Linked DNA regions of Homo sapiens: region 2 is linked to region 1. The links are chromatin loops, found by intact Hi-C in ENCODE. Cell type or tissue: dorsolateral prefrontal cortex. All regions are shown on one strand.

Region 1 (2,500 bases):
GCATTTGAATCCTGGCTTCCCAGGCCATGTAACTATGGAGACAGTCTTCTTAAGCAGTCTGAATTTCAGTTTGTTTATCTGCAAAATGAAGTTGGATAATAATACTTATTTTTAGATGTTTGGTCAGGATTAAATAAGAAAACATGCAAAGCACAGTGTTTAATAGGAGGCACGTAGTGTGTTATTATTATTAGTTATTGTGGGTGAGATGGTATATTAGTCTTGTCAGACTGCCATAGCAAAATATCCACAGACTGGCTGGCTTAAACAACAGAAATTAATTTTCTCACAGGCCTGGAGGCTAGAAGTTCAAGATCAAGGTGGCAGCAGGGGTGGTTTCTGGTGAGGCCTCTCCTCCTGGCTGCCGCCTTCTCACTGTGCTCTCACATGGTCTTTCCTCTGTGCAGAGGAGAGAAAGAGGGCTCTGGTGTCTCTTCCTCTTTTTATAAAGATGACAGTCCTATTGGATCAGAGCTCCACACTTATAACTTAATTTAACCCTAATTACCTCCTTAATACAGTCACATTGGATGTTAGACCTTCAACATACTAATTTTGGGTGAATACAGTTCAGTCCATAACAGGTGGGTAGCTGGGAGGCGAGGAATAGAAGGATAGAAGGGGTATTTTAATGTCTACGGTAGATTTTTTTTTAAGGCATCGCTGCTGGAGGAAAAAACCCATCAGATATTCATAATACATTTGTAGGTATACAATATATTTGGCTCTGTATGTCATAGAAAACATCTCCATGCTATCTATTAATCTTTTAGGTGAGCCTGAATTTAAATACATTGGGAATATGCATGGGAATGAGGCTGTTGGACGAGAACTGCTCATTTTCTTGGCCCAGTACCTATGCAACGAATACCAGAAGGGGAACGAGACAATTGTCAACCTGATCCACAGTACCCGCATTCACATCATGCCTTCCCTGAACCCAGATGGCTTTGAGAAGGCAGCGTCTCAGGTGAGTGCCAGGCAGCTCAGATCAGGCGTGCTTTCTTCATTTTCTGTATGTTTGTACATACATGTTTATCTAAAAATTATGCCCTCGCACAAAGCTTACAGATGGTGCAGTGGAGGGCATAAGTGATGCATTCATTATTCAACTCACCAGTAAGAAAATAGTTTAGAATGAAAGGGATTATGGGTGAGTTTTTCCAGTGAAGACTGCAAATCAGAAATTGTGTTAAGAAGTTAATGTTCTAATAGTGTTCTGTTTTATGTTTTTCAATAAATTATTCATCCATTTTTGTGACTAGGTAAGTTTTGTTTTAAAAATCTACAAATATAAAAAATATCTACTGCCTTTTGTTGAAGAGTAACGCCATGGGTGTATGTGGATGAGCCAGTGTCACAGCGCCCTCTACTGAATTTAAGGAAGAAATACTTTTGGCCGGAATAATGTTTTACTGATGTTTACTTGGTTTTTACATACGCTGAGTAAAGTTAAAAAACAAGCGAAAACCCTACCTCTTAACTAAAAATAATTTAATATATCTTCGCTGTTAGATGAACTGGAAAGTAATGCCTTTTTAAGAGAAGATATATGGTGTGTGTTCCTATTTTATTGGACGGGGCGGGGGACATTATATTTGCTGTTTTCTACAGTTTAAAATAATTTTCTTAGTCTATGGGAACATGGGAACACATTCAAGTTAATATTTAGCATGTTTATCTACAGCTAAAAAATCCAATGACATAGTTTGACATTGTAAGAAACCCAGCCAATTTCTGTAAATAAATATAAAATTGATACGATTTCTAAAGTTATGAGAGAAAAATTCTAGTAATATATAAAATTAAATTATTTAATATTTTAAGGTAATATTCAGAATTTTTAGACACATGGGCAACAGATTATCATTGCTGTTTTCTGTCTTATAGATTTTTATCCCTCACAGTCTAAGGTATCTAAACTTCCATGACTTAAAATATGTGGGAAATATATCTATATCATGTGATATAATTTAACAGTAAAACAAGAAAATTCACATTATAAAATGAAACAAATATACCGAAAATTTATTAGTTTTCCAGATTGTACCATTAGTTAAATGAAGAGTTTAAACGGGAGAGAAATTCCTCAAATCATAAAGCCCTAGAACTTTTGTTCTAGGTTCATATTTTTTCATGAAGACTATAAGAGGGAGACATGTTATTAGTCTATAACGCATGTTAAATTCATTTTAAGCTTCTAATCTTTAGTTATTCTTCTAAATATTTAAAAAATAGGTTGCTGTGATTTACAGAGGCAATGAATATTTTACTTAAATCTAATTATAGAATGATATGCTTTGAAATAGGTCATTTATAACTAGTGAATATATATTGTGAAATTTGATAAATATCTCTTTATATTATTAACATTTAAAATATTATTCATCGAACATATTTTCAAAATACTTATGACAAGTACAGTGATGCATCTCTTAATAATGGGGAAGCATTCTGAGAAATGCAATGTTGGGTGATTTTGTCATTTTGTGAACATTCT
Region 2 (2,500 bases), 200 kb before region 1:
AACAAATTAAAGCCTTCTGTGGATATTCATTCTCATAACATAATGAAACCTACTATACATATCATGCAAAAAGTTTGGCTGTAACGTTATTTATACTTTATTTTCTATTTTTATTTTTATTTTTTGAGACGGAGTCTCTCTCTGTCACCCAGGCTGGAGTGCGGTGGTGTGATCTCGGCTCATTGCAACCTCTGCCTCCAGGGTTCAAGTGATGCTCCTTCCTCAGCCTCCTGAGTAGCTGAGACTACAGGTGTGTGCCACTACACCCAGCTAATTTTTGTATTTTGAGTAGATTGGGCTTTCACCATGTTGGCCAGGTGGTCTCAAACTCCTGACCTCAAGTGATCCACCTGCCTCGGCCTCCTAAAGTGCTGGGATTACAGGCGTGAGCCACCACGCCTGACCTATTTTTCTTAAACTCAGAAGGAAAAGGCCTTATGTCTGGATACTGTTTCTATTTTTTCTTGAGCCTTTAGATTCAGGAGTTAAAGCTTCTGTGCTTCCTTTAAGAAGGTAAGAAGTTTGTTACAGAGAGATGTGAATGATGTCTTTCTTTTCTATGTTTAGGACTTACTCCATAGATTTAGGAAAGTCATAACATATAGTCATAAACCACTATTATTTTTCTGTCTTTGGGCTGCAGTGTGGCATATATGAAAGTCAATTTCTGAAGGAACTTAGATCTTTTTTTAATGCTAATGTAGTCTTTTCTAAAATTTACCATTGTTCGAATAGTTGAAGGTTTTTTTGTGGGGTTTCTTTGGCTTTTATAAAGGATCACCAGAATTCGATAACCTTTTTTTGAAGTTTTTCTCCTTAATTTGACTTTCAAATATGGTCCTTTATATAACACTGTAATAATTCACTTACAAGGAAAAATGTTTTTCTATTATTGACTTATTTGAAAAGCACTTGTAGTGTTGGATATAGTATTCATAGTGAAGATAGTGGTTCAATCCCACAGAATAACCTATAATTAATATAAAATTGCTTGGAGTTACTCAAATAAAAATGCAAATTAAAAAGTTATTAGATAATCACCTATTACATTTTCCTTGTTAGCACATATATTACATTCTAGAGAAACTGTCTGCTTATAGGTAGAGACTGTTGTTGAACTTTAAATTGTTCTACCCCGTAAGGAAAGCAGTTGTTATGATACTCATACAGTGGAAAAACAGGCCTTCAGCAAAATGAGGCTTTGTTGTGATATGGATTACTCTGGGGCCACTCCTTCCCCACAGATAACTGAAGTGCATGACTGCTTGAACTAAGAGAACAAAACCATTTTCATTGAATCATAGCACCCCCTAGCATCCTAATAATTTACGGGCTTTTGTTGTTGTTGTTTTGTTTTGTTTTTGAGATGGGGTCTCACTCTGTCACCCAGGATGGAGTGCTGTGGGGTGATCACAGATTACTACAGCCTCGACCTCTCAGGCTCAAGTGATCCTCCCACCTCTGCCTCCTGAGTAGCTGGCACTACAGTTGCGTGCCACCACACCAGGCTAATTTTTATATTTTTTGTAGAGATGAGGTCTTGCTATGTTGCCCAGCCTGGTCTCAAACTTCTGAACTCAAGCGATCCTCCTGTCTTGGCCTCCCAAAGTGCCGGGATTACAGGTGTGAGTCACCATGCCCTGCCAAGAATTTGTGTTTTTAGAAGTCAAAATAACATTTTGTTTATGCTTATGAAACAAACCATTAATCTTATAAGATCTGATATCTCATATTCTTCTGACCAAGGAGAAGAGGCCTTTGAAAGATTACATGGAAATTATGGGGAATGTGAAGAGTCATCATTGTTATTAAAAATAATTTTTATATTTGTTTTCTAGGGAATATGGGGGTATGGACGCAGATAATAAACTATGGCTGAACATCTTGTGTCCTATGTAGAAGTGGTCAAAGAGGCAGTGTTTTTCCACCCAAGTGCCTAAGAATATTGATGTGTGTGTTGCAGGTACTTCTCCCAGCAGCTGGTCTCTTACAGTTACAGGATGTGAAGAAGACTTGTTGTGAATTTTTGGAATCCCAGCTTCACCCTGTCAACTGCTTAGGAATCCGGGCTTTTGCTGATATGCATGCATGTACCGACCTTCTGAACAAGGCCAACACCTATGCAGGCAAGTGGAGTAGACCTCAGCTGAATTTGGGAGGAAACTGCTTGGTTTTTGATATGATTCCACAGTGGTCTCTGGAAAGTCATGTCATATTTCTGGATCTGGGCTTTATAAAAATACATTTAAAATCTTATAATGGTCACACTGCATAACTGAAGCATACTCATAAAATTCTGAACTTAAAAAGCAAGCAACTATACATTGGGATTGGGCCTGAATAATAGAATAGCTAGGAATAGCTAGGTTTTTTTGTTTTTTTTTTTTTGAGACGGAGTCTTGCCCTGTCACCCAGGCTGCGGTGTGGTGGTGCAATCTTGGCTCATTGCAACCTCCGCCTCCAGGGTTCAAGAAGAATAGCTGTATGTATTTTTCTTTCA

What was found. Peaks named below come from ENCODE experiments on the same cell type or tissue, not always from the same donor. Only the 100,000 strongest peaks of a DNase experiment are listed, where the experiment ranks them.
Region 2: a loop joins it to region 1, with 4 times the contacts of the local background. A loop is called at or near these places in 4 of 110 quality-filtered maps.

The regions. Positions count from the first base shown.
Region 1 is chr4:165,463,617-165,466,116 of GRCh38, forward strand. It overlaps CPE (carboxypeptidase E), which reads left to right. Exons shown (of 9, transcript NM_001873.4): 2 at 774-970. Among named protein-coding and RNA genes, the nearest start is that of MIR578, 79 kb to the left of the region's middle. In dorsolateral prefrontal cortex, CTCF peaks have their summits at 1,361 (motif pointing left) and 1,571; a DNase peak (open chromatin) is centred at 1,351; H3K27ac peaks cover 1,219 bases.
Region 2 is chr4:165,261,234-165,263,733 of GRCh38, forward strand. It overlaps KLHL2 (kelch like family member 2), which reads left to right. Exons shown (of 15, transcript NM_007246.4): 5 at 1,964-2,126. Among named protein-coding and RNA genes, the nearest start is that of GK3, 17 kb to the right of the region's middle. In dorsolateral prefrontal cortex, a CTCF peak has its summit at 1,289; no DNase peak of the experiment used is centred here.